Linked DNA regions of Homo sapiens: region 2 is linked to region 1. Evidence: chromatin loops called from intact Hi-C (ENCODE). Cell type or tissue: dorsolateral prefrontal cortex. All regions are shown on one strand. Each heading gives the region's core, and the rest is flanking DNA. Links, peaks and the distances in the headings are about the cores only.

Region 1 (14,773 bases), core at 4,615-12,614:
GGACAGAAACAAATCACAATGGTGGAATGTCATCAGTTAAGGCTATTTTCACTTCTTTTGTGGATCTTCAGTTGCTTCAGGCCATCTGGATGTATAGGTGCCGGTCACAGGGGATATGATGGCTTAGCCTGGGCTCAGAGGCCTGACACACATGTGTGCAAGTGTCTTCATAACAGAATGATTTATAATCCTTTGGGTATATACCCAGTAATGGGATCGCTGGGTCAAATGGTAATCCTGGAACTTAAAGTAAAATACCAAGTAATAAATAAATAATATATAAATAATAAAATAGAAATAATAAATAACATATAAATAATAAATAAACTATAGCATTACCTGGTGGGGCTCCTAATGCAAATAGATACAACACATAAGACAACTACGGTGTAAAAGGAGAGGGTGTGGTGAAGGTCTTTGTATTCTATTTAAAGTCAAAATGTTGATTCTGAGCAGACAGTGAAAAGTTGTATATACAAATCACAATCCCTAGTGTGATCACTAAAAAACATGCAAAGATACATATCAGAAACAGGCTGGGCGCGGTGGCTCACATCTGTAATCCCAGCACTTTGGCAGGCTGAGGCAGGCAGATCAGGAAGTCAAAAGATCGAGAGCTACTCGGGAGGCTGAGGCAGGAGAATCACTTGAACCTGGGAGGTGGAGGTTGTAGTGAGCCGAGATGGCACCACTACACTCCAGCTTGGCAACAGAGCGAGACTCTGTCTAAATAAATAAATAAATAAAATAAAAAAGATATATGTCAGAAGCATATAGATAAATTAAAATGGAGGCCAGGCGCAGTGGCTCACGCCTGTAATCCCAGCACTTTGGGAGGCCAAGGCAGGTGGATCACCTGAGGTCAGGAGTTCGAGACCAGCCTGACCAACCTGGAGAAACCCCATCTCTACTAAAAATACAAAAATTACCCAGGCGTGGTGGGCACGCCTGTACTTCCGGCTACTCGGGAGGCTGAGGCAGGAGAATTGCTTGAACCTGGGAGGCAGAGGTTGCAGTGAGCCGAGATGGTGCCATTGCACTCCAGCCTGGGTGACAAGACAGAAACTCCATCTCAAAAAAAAAAAATTAAAATGAAATATGAAAAAATTCTCAAATAACTGAAAAGATGGTATCTTCAGGCTGATAACCACACTGTCTGGATCATTGTAAGTTTAAAAGTCCTGAAATCTGGTATGGGTTAGTCCTTCATTGTTCTCAAAAGCTATCTTGGCTGTTGTAGGTCCTTCACATTTCCATAAGAATTTTAGAATCACCTAGTCAATTTTCACTAAATAGCTTCCTGGGATTATGACTGAGATGGCACTGAATCTGTAGATTAACTTTGGTAGAGCAAACATCTTAGCAATAGAGAATCTTCCAGCACATGAGTGAAGTATATCTCCCCATTTATTTAGATAGTCTTTAATTTTTCTCAGATATGGTTTGTAGTGTGAATACACAGGCCTTTCACATATTTTCTCAGATTTGTCATATTTTAATGCTATTTTAAATGATGTTTATCTTTAACTTCAATATCTCATTTTTCAATCCTGATATGTAGAAATATAATTAATTTTGTATATTTATTTCGAACTCTGCAATCTTGCTAAACCCAGTTATGAATTCTAGTAGGGTTTTTTTTTGTTTTGTTTTGTTTGTAGATTTCATCATAGTTTCTCCATAGGGGATCATGCCATCTGTGAATAAAACCATTGTTTTTTTCTTCTTTCCCAATTTGGATGACTTTTATTTCTTTTTTATGCCTGACTGCACTGGCTAGAGCCTCCAGTGCAATCCTGAGTGGAGGTGGTGAGGGTGAATATTTTTGCCACATTCCTGGTTGTAGGAAAAGGTATTTAGCCTTTCAGTATTAATATTATGTTAGCTGGAGGTTTTCCATACGCTCTTTACCAGGTTGAGGAAGCTCCCTAGTTTGCTGAAACTTGTTTTTTATCAGGAGTAGATGTTGGATTTTGTCAAATGCTTTTTCTTTAATTGATTGAGGTGATTATATGATTTTTCTTTTTTAGTTTCTTAATATGGTGTACTAGTTTCCTATGGTAACAGATTACCACAAACTTGGTGTCTTTAAAACACAAAAATTGATTCTCTCATGGTTATGGAGGCTAGAAATCTGAAATCAAGGTGCCAGCTGGGCCATGCTCACTCAAAGCTCCAGGGAAGAACCTGCCTGCTGTTTCCAGCGTCTGGTGGCCCCAGGCCTTCCCTGGGTAATGGTGGCGCAGCGCTGATCTCTGTCTGCCTTCACCTTCACACGGCCCTTCTTGTTTGCCTCTGTGGTCACTTCTCTCCTTACAAGGACACCAGTCATTGGACTTAGGGACCACCCTAAATTCCGGACAGTTTCATCTGAGATCCTTAACTAATTACATCTAAAAAGACTATTTCCAAATAAGGTCACATTCTGAGGTTCTGGGTGGAAATGACCTTTTTTTTTTTTTTTTTTTTTTTGAGACATGGCCTCGCTCTGTTGTCTAGGCTGAAGGGCAGTGGCACGATCACAGCTCACTGCAGCCTCAAAGTCCTGGACTCAGGCAATCCACCTGCCTCAGCCTCCCAGGTAGCCAAGACCACGGGTGCATACCACTACACACAGCTAATTTTTAAATTTTTTGTAGAGGCAGCATCTTACTATGTTTCCCAGGCTCATCTCAAACTCCGGGCTCAAGCGAGCCTCCCACCTCAGGCTCCCAAAGTGCTGGAATTACAGACATGAGTCACTGTGCCCGGCTGACACACAGTTGTTTTTTTTTTTTTTTTTTGAGACAGAGTCTCGTTCTTGTTGCCCAGGCTGGAGTGCAATGGCACAATCTCTGCCCACTGTAATCTGCACCTCCTGGGTTCAAGCAATTCTTCTGCCTCAGCCTCCCTCGGGAGGCTGGGATTATAGGCATGTGCCACTACACCAGCTAATTTTGTATTTTTAGTAGAGATGGGGTTTCTCCATGTTGGTCAGGCTGGTCTCGAACTCCCGACCTCGGGTGATCCACCTGCCTCAGCCTCCCAAAGTGCTGGGATTACAGGCGTGAGCCACTGCGCCCAGCCAACATACATTTTTGAGGGACACTAGTCAACCCACTAAACATGACATATTTTATTCGATTTTTGAATGAATGCTAAGCCAAACTTGCCTTCTTGAGATAAACCCCTATAGGTCATAATGTATTAATCTTTATAAGTTAATCTTTATAAACTTTTCTTTAAAAAATTCATCTATATTCATTAGAGATTTTAGTCCTTAATTTTCTTTTCTTGTAATGTCTTTGGATGATGATAATTATTATTATTTTGAGATGGAGTCTCACTCTGTCTCCCGCGCTGGAGTTCAGTCGCAGTATCTTGGCTCACTGCAAGCTCTGCCTCCTGGGTTCAAGCAATTCTCCTGTCTCGGCCTCCCAAGTAGCTGGGATTACAGGTGCCCGCCACCATGCCCAGCCTTGTCTTCGGTTTTGATATCAGCATAATAGCAGCCTCATAGAAATAGCTGGGAAATATTCTCTTCACTTCAATTTTATGGATTTGTTTGTGTAAAATCGTTATTATTTCTTATTTAAATGTTTGGTAGAATTCCCCAGTGAAAGCACCAGGGCCTGGAGTTTTCTTTGTGGGTGAGTTTGTAACTACGAATTTAATTTCTTTAATAAACAAAGTGCTACTTAAGTTATCTGTTTCTTCTTGAGTCATTTTTAATGTCTGTGGCTTCCAAGGAATTTGTGCATTTAATCTAGGCTTTCAAATTTATAGACAATATGTCTTTCTTTCTTTCTTTTTTTTTTTTCTTTTTTTTTTTTTTTTTGAGATGGAGTCTCACTCTGTTGCCCAGGTGGGAGTGTAATGGTGCTATCTCAGCTCACTGCAACCTCCACCGCCCAGGTTCAAGCAATTCTCCTGTCTCAGCCTCCCGAGTAGCTGGGATTACAGGCACCGACCACCACGCCTGGCTAATTTTTGTATTTTTAGTAGAGACGAGGTTTCACTGTTGGCCAGGCTGCTTTTGACCTCCTGACCTCAGGTGATCCACCCACCTCAGCCTCCCAAAGCCCTGGGATTACAAGCGTGAGCCACTGTGCCCGGCCTATATATATATATAATATATATAATATATAATATATAATGTACATATTATATATAATGTATATATTACTTATAATGTAAATATTATATATATTTTATATATATTTTGAAACTGAGTCTCGCGCTGTCTCCCAGGCTGGAGTGCAGTGTAGCGATCTCGGCTCACCGCAAGCTCCGCCTCCCAGGTTCACACCATTCTCCTGCCTCAGCCTCTCCAAGTAGCTGGGATTACAGGTGCCCGCCACCACGCCCGGCTAATTTTTTGTATTTTTAGTAGAGACGGGGTTTCACTGTGTTAGCCAGGATGGTCTCGATCTCCTGACCTCGTGATCCGCCCGCCTCGGCCTCCCAAAGTGCTGGGATTACAGGTGTGAGCCACCATGCCAGTCCAGGTCTCGATTGTTTTATAATATTACTTCATCATCCTTCAAATACTTGTGGAATTTGTAGTACTATAATCTCTTTCATTTCTGCTCTTGAATTTGTATCCTCTCTTTCATTCTAATCAATTTGGCTAGAAGTTTACCAATTTTATAGGTCTCTCTTTTTTTTGTTTTCAATTTTATTGATTTCCTCTTTGATTCTTTTTTTTTTTTTTTTTTTTTTGAGACGGAGTCTCGCTCTGTCGCCCAGGCTGGAGTGCAGTGGTGCTATCTCTGCAAGCTCTGCCTCCAGGGCTCACGCCATTCTCCTGCCTCAGCCTCCAGAGTAGCTGGGACTACAGGCGCCCGCTATGACGCCCGGCTAATTTTTTGTATTTTTTAGTAGAGACGGGGTTTCACCCTGTTAGCCAGGATGGTCTCGATCTCCTGACCTCGTGATCCACCCGCCTCAGCCTCCCAAAGCCCTGGGATTACAAGCGTGAGCCACTATGCCCGGCATATATATATATATAATATATATATTATATATAATGTATACATATATAATGTATATATCACATATAATGTATATATTATATATAATGTATACATTATATATATATATTTTATATATATTTTGAAACTGAGTCTCGCACTGTCTCCCAGGCTGGAGTGCAGTGTAGCGATCCCGGCTCACCGCAAGCTCCGCCTCCCAGGTTCACACCATTCTCCTGCCTCAGCCTCCCGAGTAGCTGGGACTACAGGCGCCCGCCACCACGCCTGGCTAATTTTTTGTATTTTTAGTAGAGATGGGGTTTCACCGTGTTAGCCAGGATGGTCTCGATCTCCTGACCTCGTGATCCGCCCGCCTCGGCCTTCCAAAGTGCTGGGATTACAGGCGTGAGCCACCGCGCCCGGCTCCTCTTTGATTCTTATATTTCTTCTGCTTGCTTTGCATTGTATTTGTTCTCCTTTTTCTTGTTTCTTATGGTATAATCTGAAGCCATCGATTTGAGATATTTTCTCTTTTCTAATAGAAGCATATAGTGCCATAAATTTCGCACTTCACCTGCATCCCACAAGTTCTGATATTTTGTTTTTTCACTTTCATTCCATTCAGAATAATTACTAATTTGGCTAATTTACTTTTGATTTATTCTTTCACCCATGGGTTATTTAGAATTGTTTAACTGAGTTTTGAAATATTTGAGGATTTCAGAGCTATCTTTCTGTTGCTCATTTTTTTTTTTTAGATGAGGTCTTGCTCTGTCGCCCAGGCTGGAGTACAGTGGAATGATCATGGCTCACTGCAGCCTTGACCTCCTGGGCTCAAGCCATTCTCCCACCTTAGACCCCAGATAGCTGGGACGGCAAGCACACACCACCATGCCCGGATACTTTATTTTTAGTAGAGATGGGGTTTCGCCATGTTGCCCAGGCTCGTCTTGAACTCCTGGACTCAGGCAATCCACCCACCTTGACCTCCCAAAGTGCTAGGATTGCAGGTGTGAGCCACCGCATCTGGCCTCTGTTGTTCAATGTTGCCCAGGCTGGAGTGCAGTGGTGCAATCATAGCTCACTGCAGCCTCAAACTCCTGGGCTCAAGGGATCCTCCTGCTTCAGCCTCCTGAGTAGCTAGGACTGTAGGTGTGCACCAGCGTGCCCGGCTATTTTTTAAATCTTTTTGTAGAGATAAGAGCTTGCTATGTCGCCCAGGCTGGTCTTGAACCCCTGGCCTCAAAAGATCCTCCCACCTTCACCTCCAAACTATTGGGTTTACAGGCATGAGCCACCATGCCTGCCCATCACTTTTATTTTTGAAAAATATTTTCACTATTCCACTGTCTTCTCCAGACAAGAAATCTAGTGTCAGCTTTATCTTTGTTCCTCTGTATAGAAGGATTTCTGGGGCTGCTTTGAAGTTTTTCTCTTTATTACTGGTTTGAAGCTTTGTGATTATGATGTGATTTTTTTCTGGTTTCTTTTGCTTGAGCTTTGTTGAGCTTCCTGCATCTGTGAATTTATTTTTAATTAACTTTGGGAAACTCAGGACCATTATTTCTTCAAGTATTTTTTCTGTTCCTTTTCTTCTCTCTCCTCTCCCTTGATGATTCCAAATTACACACGTATTATGTTGTCTGAAGCCTTCCTACAAATCATTTATGCTCTTTTCATTTTTTAATTTACTTTTTTCTCCTTGTTTTTCAAATTCGCTACCCTTTTTCTCCTAAAATGTTTGACCTGCCCTTAATCCCACTCAGTGTATTTTTCATATTCGGCATTGTAATTTTCATCTCTGGAAGTGCTATGTCCATAACTAACGTACTGAGTGTTGTAATCGGGGCACAGTAACTGTCTTAACGCTCTTGTCTGCTAATTCTAACGTATACGTCGTTCTGGGTAGGTCTTGATTTGATGATTCTTCCCATTAGGAGGCATGCGTTCTGGCTTCTTTGTACACCAGGTGATCTTTGACTGGATGCTAGATACTGTGAATTTCATCTTGTTGGGTGCTGAATATTTTTGTATTCTGTGGGAATTCTTGAACTTTGTTCTAAGACACAGTTAAGTTACTTGGAAACAACTTGATCCTTTCAGATCTTGCTTTTATTACTTGTTATGCAGGTCCAAAGCAACGCCGTCTACGGGTAATTATTCCCTATTATTAAGGCAAGACCTCCCTGAACACTGTACCCAATAGCCCGTGAATTATGAGTTTTTCCTGTAAGCCGGTGAGAACAGTGTTCCCAGCCCTGTTTGGGTTTCAGGCTGTGTCCAGGCCGTGCTCCCTGTAACCCTTCCATGAGGTTCTTGCCCTGGCCATGGGTAGTTTCCGCATATGCGTGTGCTCTGGTGCTTACTCAGGAGGGCCCTGTACAAATCTCCCCAGTTCTCTCTCTGCACAACTCTCTCCTCCCTGGAATTCTGTCCTGTGACCTTTAGTGGCCTTGTTCTCTCTCAACCACATCTCCTCAAGAAGGCTACTGAATCTGCCTCAGTTTCCTTTTCTGCTCCACAGCCTGGAAACCACCTCAAGGCAAGCTGGGGTAATTGCAGGGAACATCTTGTTTGCTTCCCGTCTGTCAGGGATTACTGTCCTACATTGTCCTGTGTCTTGAAAACCATTGTTTCACATATTTTGCCTGGTTTTGTTTATTTGTTGCTGCTGTTTTAGGAAGGAGGGTCAATCCGGTCCCTGTTTATCGATCTTGGCCACAAGTGGAACTCCACGCTATTTGATTTTAAGACCTTATAAAGTTACAGTCATCAAGACAGCACGGTACTGGAGAGGGGGCAGACACATAGATGAATTCAAAGGAATAGAAAGTCTAGAAATTGACCCACACAATTACGGGCAATTTATCTTTTAGAAAGGTGCAAAGACGATTTGACAAAGAATGGATAATATTTTCAACAGTTTTGTTGCAATAATAATGAACCTCAACCCAAACCTCACATTATACAAAAATTAAGTCAAAATGGATCATATATCTAAATATAAAATGAAAACTTAGAAAACTTGAAAGTGTAGGAGAAAACCTTCATGATCTTAGCTTAGGCAGAGTTCTCAGATACAATACCAAAAGCATGACTCACAAAAGTAAAACTTAATAGAGCCAGGTGTGGTGGCTCATGTCTGTAATCTTAGCACTTTGGGGAGGCTGAGGCGGGTGGATCACTTGAGGTCAGGAGTTCAAGACCAGCCTGGCCAACATGGTGAAATCCCGTCTCTACTAAAAATGCAAAAATTAGCCGGTTGTGGTGGCGGGCGCCTGTAATCCCTGCTACTCAGGAGGCTGAAGTGGGAGAATCGCTTGAACTGGGGAGGTGGAAGTGGCAGTGAGCCAAGATTGCACCACTGCACTACAGCCTGGGTGACAGAGACTCCGTCTCAAAAAAAAAAAAGTAGAACTTGATAAATATGACTTCACCAAAATGGAAACGTTTTGCTCTGCAAATTAAAACCAAAATGAGATACCATCACATACCTTTGAGAATGACTAGAATTAAGCAAACCCTCAAATAAACTCTGTCAATACCAAGTGCTGGATACAAAGTAACTGGAACTCACATCCATTGCTGGTGGGAGCACAAAAATGGTGCAGCCACTTTGGGTAAGCTTAGCAGCTTCTTACAGAGCTAAACATGTGCTTATATATGACTCTGGAGTCCCACTCAGGTGTTTCTGAGAGAAATGAAAACATATATTCACACAAAAATCCTTTTTTTTTTTTTTTTTTTTTTTTTTTGAGACAGAGTCTCGCTCTTTCGCTGCGGGAATGCAGTGGCGCTATCTTGGCTGACGGCAAGCTCCGCCTCCCGGGTTCACACCATTCTCCTGCCTCGGCCTCCCGAGTAGCTGGGACTACAGGTGCCCGCCACCACGCCCGGCTAATTTTTTGTATTTTTAGTAGAGACGGGGTTTCACGTGTTAGCTAGGATGGTCTCGATCTCCTGACCTCGTGATCGGCCTGCCTCGGCCTCCCAAAGTGCTGGGATTACAGGCGTGAGCCACCGTGCCCGGCCACACAAAAATCTTACACCAATGTTTACAGCAGCTCAATTCATAATTGCCAAAAAATCAGAAATAACACAAGTGAATGGATAAACTGTGGTTCATTCATAGCATGAAAGACTCCCAGTGCTAAGAACAATGAGCTATTGATACGTGTAGTAACTAGCACGAATGTCTGAGGCCCTCTGCTGGGGTTACACTCAAGAAGTTATAGGACATTCCCGAAAAGATAAATCTATCAGTGGTAACCAGGAGTTAAATATAGGGGCTGGGTTTTATTTTCTTTTTTCTTTTTGAGACGGAGTCTCACTCTGTTGCCCAGGCTAGAGTGCAATGGCGCCATCTCGGCTCACTGCAAGCTCCAGCTCCCAGGTTCAAGCGATTCTCATGCCTCTGCCTCCCGAGTAGCTGGGGCTACAGGCATGTGCCACCACAGCAGGCTAAATTTTTGTACTTTTAGTAGAGATGGGGTTTCACCATGTTGGCCAGGCTGGTCTCAAACTCCTAACTTCAGGTGATCCACCCACCCCGGTCTCCCGAAGTGCTGGGATTACAGGTGTGAGCCACCTCGCCTGGTCAAGGGGCTGGATTTTCTACAAACGGATGGCATGAGGGAGTTTTGGGGGGGTGGCTAAACTGTTTTGTATTTTTTTTTTTTTTGAGATAGATTTTCACTCTGTCACCAAGCTGGAGTGCAGTGGCGTAATCTCGGCTCACCGCAAGCTCCGCCTCCTGGGTTCCAGCAATTCTTCTGCCTCAGCCTCCTGAGTAGCTGGGACTACAGGCGCGTGTCACCACACCTGGCTACTTTTCGTATTTTCAGTAGAGACAGGGTTTCACTGTGCTGGCCAGGATGGTGATCCCCCCACCTCGGCCTCCCAAACTGCTGGGATTACAGGTTTGAGCCACCGTGCCCGGCCAATATTTTGTATTCTAATTGTGATTACGGCCAGCCTTCTCCAAGGCTAGATGCTGGACACTCTTCTCCAATTATATAGCCATTAAATAAGTCCTTACTTGGCTTCTATAACGTGCACAACACTGGGCAGGACAGCGTGGGGAATAAGACAAACCTGGACCTTGCCAACTGTGGAGCTCCAGATGTCAGCAAGTGGCAAGGCAGGGCACGAACCCCACAGTCCTCAAACCAGATGTGCAAAAGCCATGACTCCACTGTCTCTGGCCCAAGATGTGTGCTGAAGAATCCTTGTTGAGCCACTCTGGGTGAGTCCTGTCCAATTTTATTTCTCAACTATGTGGTGTTTAGGTATCAGTCCTGTCACGGTTCTTCTCCCTGTTCTTCTTCCAGGGTGATGTCTGAGTTCTAGATTCTCAAGAGGTGACAGGGCCAGTGGGGAGGGGACCTAGATGGAAGGCACCTGCTGCAGCAGCACTGTAGGTGGCTCTCCAGTCTTGGTGTCTCCTGAAGCTGCTGGTGAGAGGTGACAACGTGCTAGCAGCCCTCGCTCTCTCGGCGCCTCCTTGGCCTGGGCGTCCACTCGGGCCGTGCTTGAGGAGCCCTTCAGCCCGCCTCTGCACTGCAGGAGCCCCTCTCTGGGCTGGCGAGGCCGGAGCCGGCTCCCTCTGCTTGCGTGGAGGTGTAGAGGGAGAAGCGCTGGCGGGAGGCGCGAACAGGGGCTGTGCGCTCTCGCGGGACAGCGCGAGTTCTGGGTGGGCGTGGGCTCGGCGAGCCCTGCACTCGGAGCGGCCAGCCAGGGCCACCAGCCCCGGGTGGTGAGGGGCTTAGCACCTGGGCCAGCAGCTGTGGAGGGTGCGTGGTCCCCCAACGCTGCTGGCCTGCCTGCAGCACACTGGAATTCTTGCCGGGCCTCAGCAGCCTCCCCATGTGGCAGGGCTCGGCACCTGCAACCTGCCACCCCCTAGCCCCTACCCCTCCCGACGTGGGCTCCCGCACAGTGAGCCTCTCCCCTACAGGTGCGCCCCCTGCTCCGCGGCGCCTGGTCCCGTCGACCACCCAAGGACTGAGAAGTGTAGGCGTGCGCCCCGGGACTGGCTGCTAGCAGCCCTGGCACAGAATCCACTAGGTAAAACCAGCTGGACTTCTGAGTCGTGTTGGGCTGGGGGGCGGGTCTTGGAAAACTTTTATGTCTAGCTAGAGGATTGTAAATGCACCAATCAGCACTCTGTGTCTAGCTCAGGGATTGTAAACGCACCAATCAGCACCCTGTCAAAACGGACCAATCAGTTCTCTGTAAAACAGACCAATCAGCTCTCTGTAAAATGGACCAATCAGCTCTCTGTAAAATGGGCCAATCAGCAGGATGTGGGTGGGGCCAGATAAGGGAATAAAAGCAGCAGGCTGCGTAAGCCAGCACTGGGGTCCTTTTCCACCTTGTGAGAAGGTTAGTTTGTTAGCTCTTTGCGATAAATGTTGTTTCTAATTTATTGGGTCCAAGTTGCCTTTATGAGGTGTGACACTAACTGTGAAGGTCTGCAGCTTCACTTCTGAAGTCAGTGAGATCACGAACCCACCAGAAGAAAGAAACTGTGGGCATGTCTGAACATCTAAAGTAACAAACTCAGGACGCACCATCTTTAAGAATTGTAACACTCACTGCGAAAGTTTGTGGCTTCATTCTTGAAGTCAGGGAGACCAAGCACCCACGAATCCGGGACACACAGAGATGCCCACACTCCTGCCACTTCCTGCTTCACTCTGTGTCTTTGGGGTTTCTTCAGCTAGCTTGCTTCTGCCTCCCTCATGGCACCCATGAGCTGTGGGTGGGAGCCCACATGTCTCTCTAGAGGCTGCACTTAGGTCCACCCTCCTTGCGTGGGCCCAGGGCTCTGCTGCCCTTTAGCCTCTGGTGCTAGACCTGGTGTTTTTAGTGGGGTCCTGGCTCCTGCGGCTCCCTGGGAAGATACCCTCTATTCTGGGTCCCTTGAGCCTTTCTGGCTCATGGCCCTGTCTCACCCTTGGGAGGTGGGAGGAGTGAGTTGAAAGCAGGGTCCTTTTTCAGAGGCTCAGACACGCTTGTCTCCGCTTTACTTGCTCCAGCTCTGGGAGGCCCCACACCTGCCCAGGGAACTGGGCTGTCACAGCATTGTGCTAACCAAGAGCTCACGCTCTCCTTTGGAATTCAGTACACCCTGTCTCTGTACCTAAAAGCTTTTCCTGTAAGAGCGATGGATGGTCCAAGCCATGGATCCCTAAGGCCTCCCAGCAAATACCAGCTCTGGTCTGTGCCTTCCTCCAGGCGTTTCTCCAGGAAGCATCTTACTCCAAGGGCCCTGAGGACAGAGAGCTTCCTGGACCAGGGGATAGGGAGCAGGACGTACAGAGAAGGAGATCCATTATTCTGCCAAAGTGGCTTTGGATGTGGGTTTGAATAACATCTTCCCTACTTCCTAGCTATGTGGTCCTGGCAGCTTTCTCCCTTCTTTCCTCTCCTCCACGCTTTCTCTTTTTTTTTTTTTTTTTTTGAGACAGACTCACACTCTGTTGCCCAGGCCGGAGTGCAGTCGCACAGTCTTGGCTTACTGCAACTTCCACCTCCCAGATTCAAGCAATGATTTTGCCTTAGCCTCCCGAGTAGCTGGGACTACAGGCGCCTGCCACCACGCCCAGTTAATTTTTTGTATTTTTAGTAGAGGTGGAGTTTTGACTGTGTTAGCCAGGATGGTCTCGATCTCCTGAACTCATGATCTGCCCGCCTCGGCCTCCCAAAGTGCTGGGATTACAGGTGTGAGCCACCGTGCACAGTCAATTTTTTTATTTTTAGTAGTGATGGAGTTTCACCGTGTTGGCCAGGCTGGTCTCAAACTCCTAATCTGGTGATCCACCCGCCTCGGCCTCCCAAAGTACTGGGATACAGGCGTGAGCCACCGTGCCCAGCTCTTCCAGGCATCTATTTCTAACCTCGTGGTGTATAACTTCCCTACCTTTCTCTCCGCATTCATGTAACCATTCACACACGCATGCAGTTCTTCTCGGTTTTGTTTTGGGATATTATGTTTACTTCTCTGCATCCTGGTTGGAAGTTCACTGTGGAATTCCTCCAAGTGTGTTTGTTCGCATTTAATCCATTCTTCCAGGCTGCCTAGTCTACCATGAAATAGCTGTCCCACAAATTACTTGGTTTATCCCTATTGAGGCAATCTCTTTTTTCCATGACTTTGCCACCTCTTGTGCTACATTAATTGATGGGTGGGGACCTGGGGGTACTGGAAGGTGCTGGTGGGAGCAGGTAGAGTCCTTGGAGATGTGGCTCTTGATGGCAGTCATGTGTCCAGCAACTTCCATGTGCCCCACTGTGTTGGTTCAATTGTGCACCTCGTTGGTCATGTAGGATGAGCCCAGACTAGGATACAGCCAAATCGCTGGGTCAGTAGCCCTGTGCACTGACCCTGTACACTGCCTTGCGTGGGTTCCTGTCTTATTTGCTTTTTTTTTTTTTTTTTTGGAGACGGAGTCTCGCTCTGTCGCCCAGGCTGGAGTGCAGTGGTGTGATCTTGGCTTGGCTAACTGCAACTTCCGCCTCCCGGGTTCAAGCAATTCTCCTGCCTCAGCCTCACGAGTAGCTGGGACTACAGGCTAATTTTTTTTTTTTTTTTTTTAATTTTAGTAGAGACTGGGTTTCACCATGTTTCCCAGGCTGGTCTCAAACTCCTGAACTCAGGCAATCCATCCGCCTCGGACTCCCAGTGTGCTAGGATTACAGGTGTGAGCCACTGTGCCCAGCCCTTATTTGCATTTTTGGGTGTGTGTGTGGTTGATGTGAGGGTAGATGCTTGGAGTGGGAGGACAGAAACGAAGGGGGTGGAGGATGCAGGGGGTGCAGGGAACCCCACTTGGGGCTGGTTTCTGGGTCCCTGTGGGGAGAGGCAGAGGTCGAGTCCCTGTCTTCAAAACACATGTTCTGGGGTAAAGTGCGTGCTTCCCAGGTTTCAGGTGCCCAGTGAAGGCACTGGAAATGGAAACGGGGTTGCAACATGGCAATGCCCCCCACTGGCAGGAGACAAGGGTGCCACACACATTATATCAAACACATGGAAGATGCTCCTGGAGACCCCTAGAAATGCAGAGAGCTGGGGAAAAAGGAAGTGGGGGCCAGGATTTGTTTCCATCCACAGGAGCCTGGCTTGCTTGCATGGACAGGGTGATGGAAGGCCAAGGGGCAGCCTATGGAATGGGCAGGAAGGCTTGAGACCAGGGCCGGCCCGAGCAGAAGCCAGACCCGCTGGAGTGGGGGCTGAGAGGTGAGCAGGGGAGCACCATGGGCAGCCTCGCCAGGGCACTGAGCCGTCTGTCTGTCCTCACTGCACACCTTTCAGGGCTCACAGCCCAGGTGGGCTGCCCTAGTTGGCCTTGCCTGGGGCTTGCTCCTCTGGGCCGAGGGAGGCCTGGGCACCAGCATGGAAAGTGCCACTAAGACTGAGCATGGGGCATGGCGAGCCCCCAGATGAGTGGGGTGCCGTGACCTGAAGCAGGAGGCATTGGCACTTGGGCACCAGCCCTCACGATTATCCCCCCTTTACAGATGGGGAAACTGAGGCACGAATGGGGGTGCCGCTTGCTTGAGGTTGCTGTCTCAGTTGGGATCCCCAGAAACAGACTCTGAAACGAGGACGTATGTGCAGGTAGTTAACAGGGTGCTCAAAGTAGGTTATTTGGGTGCAGGTTCCCAGGAAACACTGTGGGGTGTGGGGAAGGGAGGCAGGGAAGGGAGGGGAGGCCATGAGAATGTGTCGAGGAGCAGTTACCCTGGAGCAACCGAGGCTCTGTCCCCTGGGGTCTTCTAGAGAATCGGAGGCTCAAGCCTCAAGGGGTCCCTCTGAG
Region 2 (14,773 bases), core at 3,931-11,930, 59 kb before region 1:
GAGGGTCTCTTTCCCGCAGAGTTACTAAGGTATGAGAATGCGAGACTGGGGTTTTGCTTGTGGGGTTTCAACTTGATCCAAGTGGAGAGACTCTGAGAGTGGGGATAAAACGGGAAAGAAGATCTGTGTGCCTGGTCCAGCCCTTCCCATAGCCACGCTTGCCTAGACTTCTCTGCCACCCAGGCTGGAGTGCAGTGGTACGATCTTGGCTCACTGCAACCTCCACCTCCCAGGCTCAAGCGATCCTCCCATCTCAGCTTCCTGAGTAGCTGGGACCACAGGCACACACCACCACGCCTGTCTAATTTTTGTATTTTTTGTAGAGATGGGGTTTCACCGTGCTGCTCAGGCTGGTCTCAAACTCCTGAGGTCAAGTGATCAGCCTGCCTCGGCCTCCCGAAGTGCTGGGATTACCGGCGTGAGCCACCACACCCAGCCTCCTCAGGCTTTTTGTTCCTTGCTTGGATGGGGGCCTTGGCTTGCCTGGCGAGGTTGACCCTTGTCCCCAGGGACTTCTGCACCATTTGCCCTCTCCTCTGGCCTTTGCTGCCCTGGGCCTGGCAGTGTTTAGAGGTCTTCCAAGCAGCCTGCCCAGTCACTTAGGCATTCCTTATCTTCATGCACACTGCACGGTGGAGGTGGGCCCTTCCCTTCTGGGAAGCCTTCCTGTGATATGGTCTTCAAGCACTGATCTTTGTGAAATTCCTCGAGGTTTCTCATGGGATGCTGGTAGCACTACCACCTGTTTACATAATCTGTGAGATGACTGACACCATAACTTTAATCTTCCATGGAGCAGTGAGAGTGGAGGTCTCACAGCTCACGATGCCCCCGGAAGCCTGTTGCCGGAGAACCCATGAGTGCTCACCGGGGCATCTGCTCCATCCTTTCACATAAGTGAGTCGCACTGTTGCTGGGGGTGGAGATTTTCTCTACCCAGCCTGAGCTGACATAAAGGGAGCTCATAATGGCTCTAGGAGGGAAAACAACTCCCAGGTGTATTCATAGACAAGCCAAGCCAATAAAACGGGGCTTCCACATTCTGAGGATATGGCCACGTGTTGCTTATGTTTGGAAATAACTAGACCCATTTACGAAACTCATCTTCCTTTTCTTGTAAATCACTTTTTGACTTTCTTTTCTCGATAATATTATCTTCAGAAAATCTTTCTGATCTTAAAGGATATGTATACACACATGTATTTTTGTTATGAAAAATTTCACACATACACAAAAATAATCTGATGGACTTCCACGTACTCATCACCCAGAGTCAGCTATTATCAACATTTGGCCTGTCTTGCTCCATCTATCCCTACAGTTTTTGCTTTGTTTTGTTTTGCTGGACCAAATCCTGATATGGTTTGATTTGCTAATACAGGCATACCTCATTTTCTTGTACTTTGCCTTATTGCATTTTTCAAAAATTGAATTTTTCACTAAATTGAAGGTTTGTGGCAACCCTGCATTGAGCAAGTCTATCGGTGCATTTTTTCAACAGCATGTAGTCACTTTGTGTCACTTTATGTCCCTGTGTTAGCATTTTTTAACAGCATGTAGTACTCACTTTGTGTCTCTGTGTTAGCATTTTTTAGCAATAAAGTATCTTAAGATTAAAATATGTGCATTTTTTAGACACAATGCTATTGCACACTTAATAGACTATAGTAGGCCGGGCGCAGTGGCTCATGCCTGTAATCCCAGCACTTTGGGAGGCCAAAGCGGGCTGATCACAAGGTCAGGAGTTCGAGACCAACCTGGCCAACATGGTGAAACCCTGTTTCTACCAAAAATACCAAAGTTAGCCAGGCGTGGTGGCGCGTGCCTGTAGTCCCAGCTACTCAGGAGGCCAAGGCAGGAGAATCACTTGAACCTGGGAGGCAGAGTTTCAGTGAGCCGAGATCGAGCCACTGCACTCCAGCCTGGGCGATAGAGCAAGAGTCTGTCTCAAAATTAATAATAATAATAATAGACCATAGTATAAACATAACTTTTGTTGTTGTTGTTGTTTTGAGACAGAGTTTCACTGTGTCGCCCATGCTGGAGTGAAGTGGCGTGATCTCGGCTCACTACACCCTCTGCCTTCCAGGTTCAAGGGATTCTCCTGCCTCGGCCTCCCGAGTAGCTGGGACTATAGGCACGTGCCACCACGCCTGGCTAATTTTTGTATTTTTAGTAGAGACAGGGTTTCACCATGTTGGCCAGGCTGGTCTCGAACTCCTGACCTCAGGTGATCCACTCACCTCAGCCTCCCAAAGTGCTAGGATTACAGGCATGAGCCAATGTGCCCGGCCTAAACATAACTTTTATATACACTGGGAAACCAAAAAACTTGTGTGACTCACTTTATTAGGATATTCACTTTATTGTGATGGTCTGGAACCAAACACAAAGTATCTTCCGGGTATGCCTGTAATTCATGATGTGGATTTTAAAGTAAAGACTCTTATGACCATGATACCAGTATCACAGCAAACAAAACTCATAATACCTTAATAGTATCTAACACTCACTTCCTATTCCTACTTCCTCGATTGTCTCAAAAACATCTTTTTACAGCTTGTTGGTTCAAATCAGTGTACAAACAGTATCCACACATGGCTAGTGTGTTTCTAAGACTTGTAAAATACGGAATCCATGAGAACTTTCACAACTTCCCCATGCCATTCGCTCTCCCATCTTGGGGTGGTCTGAGAGTAGCAAGTGTTTTTACAGCCTGCAAACCCTCTGTAACTGTGCTCCCGTGAATGTCCATTTCCTGCCTGGCCCGGAGCAGGCACTGAGACTGTGTGGGCACCACGTGCTGCTGGAAAAGCAGCAGCCCCAGGGCCCGGAGCCCAGAGTGGCCGGAGATGTGAAGACAAGGGAGGGATGTGTAGAAATGCCGGTGCCCACAAGAGGCGGCTGCAGGGTGTGGACAGTCCTGGCTCCATAGTTGGGCTGGCCAGGGCCGAGCCTTGACTCCCTGCGGCTTCGAGCCTCTGGCATTCTCCTCTTGCATCAGACGGAGGCAGCTGGCACTCTCATACACTGCTGGGGAGAGTATCCATGGGTACAACTTTCTTTTTTGTTTGTTTGATTTTTTTGAGACGGAGTCTCACTCTGTCATCCAGCCTGGAGTGCAGTGGCGCGATCTCAGCTCACTGCAATTTCTGCCTCCCAGGCTCAAGAGATTCTCATGCTGGGATTACAGGCATGCACCATCATGCCTGGCTAATTTTTGTATTTTTAGTAGAGACGGGGTTTCGCTATGTTGGCCAAGCTGGTCTCGAACTCCTGGCCTCAAGTGATTGTCCCACCTCGGCCTCCCAAAGTGCTGGGGGTACAACTTTCTAGAGAGAAATTTGGTAGTATATATGAACGACCTTAAAATGTCTATTTTCTGACGCATTATTCTAATGGGATAATGAACAACTGGGCAAAAAATATTTGAGATGTTCACCTGGTGCTGTTTATACTTAGCAAACGTTGAAAATAACCCACATCCCTCAATAGGGACGGGTTACGTGAAGAATGGAACATGCCCACCAGGAAAGGTCACGCAGCCCTGAGACTCAGACACAGGTTATATTGCTAAGCAGAAGAAGAGGGCTACAGCAACGTTGTTGTATTGCATAATCCTCATTGTGCTCTTGCTTTATTTTTAACAGCTTTACTGAGATATAATTCACTTACATACAATTCACCCGCTTAATGTGTATAAAATAGGGAGTGTTGGTGAGTGGGTGCGGTTTTGTTAGACAGGGGAAATGTGTGCTGGAGACCTCAGGTACAGCATGTGTGTACTGAAAAATTGCTAAGAAAGTAGATCGCCAATGCTGTCACCACAAAAACAAAACAAAACACCACAAACCCCAATAACGGTGTGAAATGACAAACAAAACACCACAAACCCCAATAACGGTGTGAAATGACAAACAAAACACCACAAACCCCAATAACGTGTGAAGTGATGGATATGTTAGTTGGTTGGTGTTAGTCGTCTCATGATGTCTATCTGTATCAAAACATCACACTGTATGCCACAAATATGTACAATGTCCATTTGTCAATTATGCCACAGTAAAACGGGGGAAAAATAAGGTGTATGATTCAGTGTCATCTAGTACATGACCAGAGTCGTGCGGCCTTCATCACCATCAGTTTGAGAACATTTTCATCATCCTCCAACCAAAAAAGATGGGGAACCTCTGAATCTGGAGGGAAGGCTTCTTGACCGTGGTGTTCTGGAAGCAGAAAGGCTGGCCCCTTGCCTGGGAGAAGCAGCGTGGTTTCCCTGTCCTGCCTGCAAAGTGGCTAGTGGCAGGCCTGTAAGCAGGGCCCGGGAATGCTGCGCGTCCAGGGGGCCATGGAGGCTTGTGCCAGGCCTTTGTCCTGGAGCCCTCATAGGCTGGACAGGACCACACCTACAGAAGTGTAATGAGCTGGACCTCCCTTCCCACCAGCAGCTCCTCTCAGGAGTCCCTGGTGCCTCCCCCATCTGCCCAGGCTGCTGAGTTGGGGTCACGGGCCTCTTGGCACCAGCCTGTCTGGCTAGTCTGCTCCTTGGCAGAGAAGTCAGGGCAGGGAGAACAAGGGGCTCTGTGTCCTCTAGGGGTGCAAACTGCCCCACATCACGATCTCAATCAGTGGAGTGAAATGATTTGGACCGTCTCATGAATCTGCAGATGTTGGTGAGCAAAAATAACTGAAAACAAGCCAGCATCCAGACTCCCAGCCTTCCAGCCTGGCACGTCCCAGTGGTGCAGGTGCATAGATGGAGTCACAGCAGAGATCCTGATGGCAGGGGCCACTTTCCTGGAAGGGACTCGCCAACCCTGTCTTGGCGCCCGCTGACCCTAAACATAGGCAGGTCACAGTGACTGCCCACTCGGGGGTCCTAGATCCTGACTATCATGAGACTTCATGCCAGGTGCCTCTATACCTGCTGTCTGGAAAACCATTTGAGGTGCGACACTGTTCTCTCATGGGCCAACAAGAAGATCCCTGGCCGGGCGCGGTGGTTCACGCCTGTAATCCCAGCACTTTGGGAGGCCGAGGCGGGTGGATCACGAGGTCAGGAGATCGAGACCATCCTGGCTAACATGGTGAAACCCCGTCTCTACTAAAAATACAAAAAAATTAGCCGGGCGTGGTGGCGGGGGCCTGTAGTCCCAGCTACTGGGGAGGCTGAGGCAGGAGAATGGCGTGAACCCGGGAGGCGGAGCTTGCAGTGAGCCGAGATCATGCCGCTGCACTCCAGCCTGGGCGAGAGTGAGACTCTGTCTCAAAAAAAAACAAAAGAAAAAATTCTTGTAGTCTGTGACTGCGGTGCCTCGATGGATCACAGTGATGGGCCCCAAGAGCTCCACTGAGCACAAGGCTCTCCTGCCTTCTCCCAGCTTCTGTCCCCTGACTCTGAGTCTAGCCTGGAGTCCCGCCGAGCACAGGCCTCAAGCCTGTGGGGCAGAACTCACCTCAAATCAGCTGAAGCAAAAAAGAAAGGAAATGTACTGTTCCCAAGTGGGTCCAGGGGCTCAGGCAGTTCTTCCTGGTGCCACCTGCCGTGCCTAGGAGTAGAGGGTCACTGGAGCCAGTCTTGATGCTATGCAACTGGGTGAAAAAACTCAAAGTGGTGCCAGTCAAAAGGGGACTTAATTAGTTCACATAACTGAAAAATTCATGGGCAGGTGCAGGCACAGCTGGATCCAGACACTCGGATACTGAGGTCTCCTCCTGTCTCCGTCTCTCAGCTCTGCTTTTCTCTGTGCTGCTTTAGGTCGGTTTTCTTTGCCTGGTGGCCCTGAAGGTTCCAGGCTTGTATCCTACTGACTTAGCAACCCCAGTGGACAGCAAGCGCCCATCCCCAAAAGTTCAGAGGAAGAGCTGGGATTTCCTCAGGTTGTGTTGGGAATCATGCATCCCTGAGCCAGTCACTGTATGGTCACTACAGGTCTGGGCTTCACACCCATCGTGGGGTGGGGTGGGGTGGGCTGGACATCTCCCAGACAAATCTGAGGTGCTGTTAACAGACCAAGGCATGGACGATGGGTTGTAAACAACTTGTTTTTTTTTTTTTGAGACCGAGTCTTGCACTGTTGCCCGGGCTTGAGTGCAATGGTGCGATCTCGGCTCACTGCAACCTCCACCTCCCATGTTCAAGCAACTCTCCTGCCTCAGCCTCCCGAGTAGCTGGGATTACAGGTGCACACCACCACGCTCAGCTAATTTTTTTGTATTTTTAGTAGAGATGGGATTTCACTATGTAGGCCAGGCTGGTCTCGAACTCCTGACCTCATGATCCGCCCACCTCAACCTCCCAAAATGCTGGGATTACAGGCATGAGCCACTGCGCCAGGCCTTGAGCCACCGTGCCCAGCCTGTAAAAAACCTTTTGTCCATCACAAATGTGTAAGAGTCGGCCTGGGCCAGTGGGAGGGACGTCAGGGCAGTCAGGGCCAGGCGGAAGGGAAGTGTGTAGGGAGGGGAGCCCAATGGGTTGAAGTAGGAACCTCATGGGGTGCTGCAGGTGGAGCCCGGGAGCCTAGGGTGTGGGGCCCACAGATAGGGCGGGCTGGGCAGTCCTTCCCCATGCCCTCCATTGTGGGAGGCTCAGCGGAGGGCCTTACACAGAAGTGACCTGGAGGGACCTGCACTTTAGGAAGATCCCTGGGGCAGTGGGATGCTGGGTGGGCGGGAGGCTTCAGGGGAGCACAAACGGTCCCAGAGCTGCTGGGGAGGGGAGGGAGGGAAGGAAGCGTGGCATGCCCCATGGATCCAGCCCTGGAGGGCACCAGGAGCGCCGAGGCTGGCTTTCAGAACAAAGGCAGCAGCAGGCTGGGGAGGTGAGGAACATGGTTGCGCCTGGTTGGATAGGTGCCAGTGGACACCCCATTCTGCAGTGGAGAGGTACATGGGCACTTGGATATGTATCTGGGGCTTAGAGAAGGAGCTGGGCTGGAGGCTGGTCAGAGTCGGGGGACCTGGATGGGAAGAGGTGGAGGGCGGGGACGGGGAAGATGCAGAGGAACCCGTGCCAGGAGGCCTGATCTGCACTCAGGTGCCTGCTCCTGCTGGCCTGTGACTTTGGGCAAGCCCCCACATCTCCTGGAGCCTTGATTTCCTCATCTGTAAAACGGGGCTGGGAAGGCCTAGCTCCCAGGCAGTCATGAGGACAGAAGAGAACAGGCTCTGCAAACTGCGTGGCACAGCGTGCATGCTCAGAGGACAGTGAGGAAGCCTGCAGGCAGGGCAGGGGCCAGGCCAGAGAAGGTCCCAGAGCCACAGCTCAGGGAGGGGCAGGCTGTCCATGGGGAGGGGCAGCTGCTTCTGGTTCCCTGTGAGCTAAACTCAAGTGTCCCTGGTGGAGTCCGATGGGTGCGGCTCAAGCTGGGGAAGGACGCTCCGTCAGTGGGGGTTCTGCAGCGGGGTCACTGCCAAGAACAGCTGCAAAGCCACCCTGGCGGTGGCATTCAGAGCCTTCATTATTTTCTTCAGAACACACAGCTGGGAAATAAATGATCACTGGCTGCAAGGATGGGTGTTGGCCAGATGGCCTTTCTGTCACCCCTCCCAGCTAAAAGGGATTTTGGGAAATTGTCTTGTCATCGGATGAGGAAAATGAGCTGTGTGCTGCCTGTTTTCAGATCGCGAGTGAGTCAGACAGTGGTGGGGCTACAGAGAGTCTCAGGCCTTTGGACCAATCCACCCACTGGACAGATGGGAGAGGGGCCCGAGAGGCTGGGCGCCTTGTGTGGATCATCCGGCAGGTCAAGGGCCCTCGAGGTGGCCACCAGCTGGTGCGGACTCCTGCCTTCAGGTGGAGCTGCACTCCGGGCTTTGGCATGAGCTCCAGGCCACCAGCTGGTGCGGACTCCTGCCTTCAGGTGGGACTGCACTCCGGGCTTTGGCATGAGCTCCGGCACCCCCTAAACTTGCCTGCGGCCCACTTAGGGATGCTTTCAGAGGGGCCCACCGTATCCTGGAGTCGTGGTGTGAGAGGTTTTGCGTGTGTGTGTGCGCACGCAAAGGGGGAGCTGGAGGCCGGGCATGTGTGATCTCCAGGGCCACGAGTGGTATGTGAGCTCCATTCTCTAATGGCAGGGAAAGTGGATAGCACAAGAAACTGCTGCTCCTCTTCCAGGCCTTGGCGGTTGCTGTTTCCCCGGCCTGAAGGCTTCCTCCCTTCCCAGGTGGCTCTTGTCCCCACTTCAGAGAAGCCTTCCTGACTGCTCCGTTGACAGCAGTCACCTAATTCAACCTGGCTACTTGCCTGACGCCCAGACCCTGCCCAGTGCCCCTGGGGTGCCCCCTTGCAGGCCAAGCCGCAGCTTCCATCACCAGGCCTTAGCCAAGCTTCCATCCTGTTTCCAGCTCCCTCTGGGAGGACCCTGGCTGGGCGAGCAGGGCCTTAGTAACCTCCCTCCTAGAGGAAGGGACAAGCTGGGGGGCCAGGGCTGCCCCTGGGATCTGAGGAGTGGGGTTGGGCAGAGGCAATCAGGTGTCTTACTGGGCCTGAGAGGGCGACTGCACAGCCTCATTCCTCCGCTACCAACCACTGAGACGGTGCAAAGCTCAGGCCTGGGCTGAGAAGCAACTGCCCAGCAGGCGCTTCCCCCAGAGAGCTCCATTTCTGTGGCCTCCCAGGCATGGCCTCCATACCTGGAACCCTCTCATGGCAGGGAACAGGGCTGCTTTGAGCCTGCTGGGTTAGGGTTTGGATCTCTGCTCTGATCCCAAGGCTCTTCATTGCTAGCTCAGCTCTCTCCAGACATGTGGACTCACATGTGAAATGGGAATTATACTCCAGCTCAATAACTTGTGAGGATAACATAAGAGAAGGTAACAGGAATGTTCATAAAATTCTATAGTAAATTTAAGTATTTTCAAAAAAAATAGAAATCAAGCAAAAATATTTTTCTGGTTACAATAAGAGGATAATTAAAAAAAAAAAATCTCTGCCAGGCGTGGTGGCTCACGCCTGTAATCCCAGCACTTTGGGAGGCCGAGGCAGGTGGATCACGAGGTCAAGAAATCGAGACCATCCTGGCCAACATGGTGAAACCCCGTCTCTACTAAAAATACAAAATTAGCTGGGCGTGGTGGCGTGTGCCTGTAGTCCCAGCTACTCAGGAGGCTGAGGCAGGAGAATCACTTGAACCCAGGAGACGGAACTTGGAGTGAGCCGAGATCATGCCACTGCTTTCCAGCCTGGGCAACAAGAGCAAAACTCTGTCTCAAAAAAAAAAAAAAAAAAACCAAAAAAAAAAAAAAAAGAAAAAAGAAAAAAAAATAAGCCTAGAGCAGAAGAGGACATTAGAACTGAAACTGTGGGCCAGGCGCGGTGGCTCATGCCTGTAATCCCAGGACTCTGGGAGGCCGAGGTGGACGGATCATGAGGTCAGGAGATGGACACCATCCTGGCTAATGTGGTGAAACCCCGTCCTACTAAAAATACAAAAAATTAGCCGGGCGTGGTGAAGGGCGCCTGTAGTCCCAGCTACTCGGGAGGCTGAGGCAGGAGAATGGTGTGAACCCGGGAGGCGGAGCTTGCAGTGAGCCGAGATCGCGCCACTGCACTCTAGCCTGGGCGACAAAGCGAGACTACAACTCAAAAAAAAAAAAAAAAAAAAAAGAACTGAAACTGTGTAAGAACGTGTATATTAAAACCTATAAGGTGCGGGATGCATACACAGTGGTATTCACAGGAAAGTTCATAGCCTAAAAACATCTTTTAGAAAATATAAAAGAAGAAAACTCCTTGCAAGCAGGGCTTTTTTTTTTTTTTTCTTTTCTGTTTTGTTCACTGATATATGCCAAGTGCCTAGAGCCGAGGAGGCGGAAGAAGCTGAGGAGGACAGAATGGGGCAGGCTCTGTGGTCAGGAGAGGAGGAGGAGGCTGCTGGAAACTTTGAGGACTGAAAACTCAGGGCCAGACTAGATAAGGGCCATTGTGGCTGGTGCCAGCTGGATATTACGAACAGAGAACAAGATCGTCCCCCAGACCAACCTAGTGCTTTCTACATAGGGTCACCGCATAATTTCCTGTCTAAACCAGGGACTCTGAGAGTAAAGAGGTGTGTTGTTTGTAACCATGCCAAGACAACAGAAGTAAGCTGGGACTGTACCCCACAAATCAGTTGTGAGGCCACTTTATTCTCACGAAATCCCAGAGAAGGCAGGGGCAGATATGTGTGACGCATGTGTGTGTGAAACCCTGAACTAATGGAGATAACCAGAAAACTGAAATTGAACTCCATCCTGGTGGAATGGGGCACAAAATTCAAATTAAACTTAGTTGTAGGCTTAGTTATGCTGGCTCATGCCCGTAATCTCAGCACATTGGGAGGCCGAGGCAGGAGAATCACTTGAGCCTGGGAGTTTGAGATCATCCTGGGCAACACAGCAAGATCCCATTTCTACAAAAATGAAAAATGAGCTGGGCATGGTGGCACATGCCTGTAGTCCCAGCTACTCAGGAGACTGAGGCAGGAGAATTGCTTCAGTTAGGAGTTTGAGGTTGCAATGAGTTATGATCAAGCCACTGCCCTTGAGCCTGGGCAACAGAGTGAGACTCTTATCTCCGAAAAAAAATAGTTATAGAAAAAAATAAGCAGTTACATTTTATATTCCTGCAGGATACAGGTGGCACCCTCAAAATAGGTAGTTTGAGAAGATGTTAGTAGAAGGTGTGTGAAGGTGAGGACAGGGTGTGAGGAGAACACAGGCAGTACTCTGGTGCTAGTAACAGCAGGGAACCGTTACTGTTTCTAGGCCAGAAGGAGCAATGGGAGAGAGAAGTTTCTGGAACTCTGAGGCTGAAAGGGCTGTGTGGAGTTTGTCTGATAGAAGCTGTGACCTTCGGCTGTGGGACGCAGGAGGCCCTGCAGGAAGGATTTTCTTCTTCTCTCTCCCTCCAGTCTTCTGCTAAACACCTCCCTTGGGCTGAACCCCACTCGAAGTGACAAGAAAAAAGAGCCCTTTCCATGTGACCCATAACCAGCCTCCTGGAATACAGAACAGGATGGAGAAAAGTGGAGGGTGGGTCAGGAAAGGTAGATGGAAGATCTCCAAAACAGCTCACCCCTTCTCTCCTCAGCACCCAGTTCATTCAGGTAAAACTTTATGTCACCAAAGAGGGGTACAGTAATTCCTGATAGCAACAGCAGGGTTGGCGACTTTTTCCAGAAAGTATCGGATAGTAAATACTGAAGTTTTGTGAGCCATATCATCTTTGTTGCAACTCAGCTTGGCTGTGGCCGTGGACAATCCATACGCGAATGAGTGTGGCTGTGTCCCAATAAAACTTTGTTTACAAAAGCAGATGGCAGAGCAAATCGGGTTCATAGTTTGCTAAACCCTGAGCCGTAGTGTCATTGTGGGGTGGGGTTGGCTCCTTGGTTTGGTCCTACTGGAAACCGAAAATGTTAGCCACCACCCATGTTTTTCACATGTGATAGCATGTTTTTAACACGGCATAGGAGAGAAACAACAGGTCAGAACATGGCTGCCCAAGCCTTTGCTTTGCTGGGAGACCTGGGGTGAAAATCTCACTACAAATACCCAGACTCAGGGGCAGTGGCAAACAGCTTGATTGCCTGGGCAGGATCCGGAAAGAATGAGATTGGAAATTTGGGGGCCAGGTGGTCTGGAGGCAAGTCGTGTGGCTGGGGCACTTGTAATGGGCACAGCATGATGATATTGGCAGCTTCCGTGAATACCCACTCAAGGGCATCCACAGTGGAGGAAGTGTCCCAAATGCCTACGTCCCTAGGTCTCCAGACTCAGTGTGCCAGGACATTCCAACATTTCAGCCATGTTCCTTCAAAGCTTCCATCAGCCAACCCGCAGACCGATAGCATCTCTCCCTCCTCTCCAGCCGGCACATCACATCCAGCGGGACCATAGGGTGTGTCCATGTCAATGACTGTGGGCTGACTGAATCTCACATTTCATCCCCTTGGCCAAATGCGTTGGAATCCATCCTCTCTCCTCCATCCACTCCCCATAGTCTCTGGGCTTCTGATGGCACAGCGGCTCCGGAGGGTGCAGGTGTATGCAGGCAGAATCATGGACTCATGGAAAGGCTCCTCCATAGGGGAGGCCAGCTCCCTGGGCTGGAGAACTGCCTCTGTTGTCCAGAGACTCAGGGGGTCTGAGGATTCATGGACTCATGGAAAGGCCCTTCCATAGGGGAGGCCAGCTCCCTGGGCTGGAGAACTGCCTCTGTTGTCCAGAGAGACTCAGGGGGTCTGAGGATTCAGGGAATCATGGAAAGGCTCTTCCATAGGGGAGGCCAGCTCCCTGGGCTGGAGAACTGCCTCTGTTGTCCAGGGAGACTCAGGAAGTCTGAGGATTCAGGGCTCTCAGTCTCATTTGTGCCTATCTGACTTGTCTGTCTCCCAAGTCTCAGGGTCCCACGTCTTTCTTGTGTGTGATGGACCCCGGCCACATTGAGCATTCAATTGTCACTGCAGCTCTGCACCTTTGCAGTTCATCTGCCCTGCTGCTCAGGAGATGAAAGCACTGCCAAGGCTGCCGTGGAGCGTTGCCATCCTCCACCTGCATGTGCACCTGGACGTGCTTAGCTGTCAGTTTCTCCTTATTCCTAGGGACACTAGCACTTCTCAAGCTTTCTGTGGGGAAGGGTCATTTAAAAAAATTTCTATGTAATGCCAGCACTTTGGGAGGCCAAAGCAGGCAGATCACGAGGTCAGGAGATCGAGACCAGCCTGGCTCACACGGTGAAACCCCGTCTCTACTAAAAATACAAAAAATTAGCCGGGCGTGGTGGTGGGCGCCTGTAGTCCCAGCTACTCGGGAGGCTGAGGCAGGAGAATGGCGTGAACCCGGGAGGCGGAGCTTGCTGTGAGCCGAGATCGCCCCACTGCACTCCGGCCTGGGCGACAGAGAGAGACTCCATCTCAAAAAAAAAAAAAAAAAAAGGAAAGAAAAAAGAAAAATGATGCTCTAGAGTAGATACTATTCCCTGGGCCATGGTTGCCATAGCAGCTAGGGTGGCAGCCACTTGCTGTTCCAACGCCTTGGCCTCCTTATCTCTTGCTATTACCAGACATCCTTTGAGTAATCACGATGCCACCGCAGGCCAGATGTCCCAAGTCCCATTTCTTTCTGGCGAGGAGGTGTGAGCTGTGTGTTCCTCAAATACGTGAGCAGCCAGATCCCAGAGACTATTTTGAGGATCTGTTTCCTGGGGCACATTCAAATATGGTAAGTTGAGGAGAGTTTGGTTTGTTTTAAAGCTTTGTCGAGGTATAACTGATATACAAAAATTGCACACATTTGATGTATACATCTTGGTGAGTTTGAAGATATACATATACCTGGGATACCATCACAGCCAAGGTACTAAACATATCCATCACCTCTGAAAATTTCCTTTTGTTCTTTTATTTTTATTTTTGTAAGAACCCAACACGAGAGCCACCCTCCTAACATATTTTATCTATTTATTTATTGAGAGGGAATCTCACTCTGTCACCCAGGCTGGAGTGCAGTGGCGCAGTCCCGGCTCACTGCAACCTCCGCCTCCCAGGTTCAAGCGATTCTCCTGCTTCAGCCTTCTGAGTCGCTGGGACTACAGGCAGGTGCTACCGCACCTGGCTAATTTTTTTGACTAACATATTTTAAAGTGTATAATTCCGAATCATGAACTCTGGGCACTGAGTTCTAGAACTTATCCATCTTGCATAACAGAACTTTGTAAGCCATTGAGAAACAATTCCCCAGTGTCCCCAGCCCCCAGTCACTGGCAACCACCGTTCTTTTCTCTACTTCTATGAGTTTGCCTATTTTAGACACCTGATATAAGTGGAATCTGGCAGTATTTGTCCTTCTGAGTGGCTTATTTCACTTAGCGTAATGCCCTCCGGATTCATCCATGTTCTCAGATATTGCAGAATGTCCTTCTTTGGTGGAGAGTTTAATGAGACACTCTACCAAGGTGTGGGGAGGGTGCAGGAGAGCCCCAAGGAGAGTGCAGCCCTCCAGGGCTGTCCTGCTGGGGTCGGAGAGGAGCCACCTCCCAGGATCTGTGACCCTTAGCAAAGGAACAAGGCCAGCCCAAGGTGACCCTGCGGAGCCACTCCCTCTCAGGAAGGCCTGTTGGTCCCCCCTAGTGTCAGGCTCCTGGGGCAGGGTGTGAACGGCATCCGCAAGGCAAAGCAAAGTCATCTGGCACTGATTTCTTCCACTTCTGAATTCCTGGCTTGGAATTTGGGTCTCCTACAATTTCACGCTGTTTTGATGTAAGGAAGCTTGTGTCTGAACCAGACAGGTATTTACATGGTGCCCCGTGTCACTCCTTTGCGTGGGCCCTGGAGCCCAGCCACAGGAATCCCTCCGAGGCACAGTGCTTTTTTGGCTCTGTGGGTTGAGGAATTCGAGTACGAGTTAGTGCATGTGACTTAAAAACCGTGCATGGCGAAATCAACCTGCAGCTAAACACGGGTGCATTTCACTTTCTCTCTCAACATCTAAAACTACCAACCAAACTGGGCTCATCCTAGGACTGTCTCCACTGTCCAAAGGGAAAGCTCACTCCAATTTCAACCATTTCTTCACAGGGGTCCCCTTTGGGGTCAGCCCTGGGTCCTAGCCTGGCTCCTGCGACTTCCCCCACCCCGACCCCCCAAGTTTCCTGACACAAGGTAGCCGCCTTCTTCCAACCTCCCTAGGGCAGCCAATCCCGCCCCCACCCCATCCCATCCCGTCATGAAAACTCTGTTGCCCACGCCTCAGTCTGAATTTTGCTGGATTTACAGCACCAACACCA

Evidence for each region. Peaks named below come from ENCODE experiments on the same cell type or tissue, not always from the same donor. Only the 100,000 strongest peaks of a DNase experiment are listed, where the experiment ranks them.
Region 2: a loop joins it to region 1, with 2.1 times the contacts of the local background. A loop is called at or near these places in 1 of 110 quality-filtered maps.

What each region holds. Positions count from the first base shown.
Region 1 is chr5:180,421,584-180,436,356 of GRCh38, forward strand. No RefSeq gene overlaps it. Among named protein-coding and RNA genes, the nearest start is that of CNOT6, 65 kb to the right of the region's middle. RefSeq lists an enhancer at 2,258-2,757. In dorsolateral prefrontal cortex, for the core only: a CTCF peak has its summit at 9,162; a DNase peak (open chromatin) is centred at 9,158; H3K27ac peaks cover 274 bases.
Region 2 is chr5:180,363,625-180,378,397 of GRCh38, forward strand. No RefSeq gene overlaps it. Among named protein-coding and RNA genes, the nearest start is that of GFPT2, 18 kb to the left of the region's middle. RefSeq lists an enhancer at 6,647-7,148. In dorsolateral prefrontal cortex, for the core only: no CTCF peak of the experiment used is centred there; DNase peaks (open chromatin) are centred at 4,427 and 7,317; H3K27ac peaks cover 2,757 bases.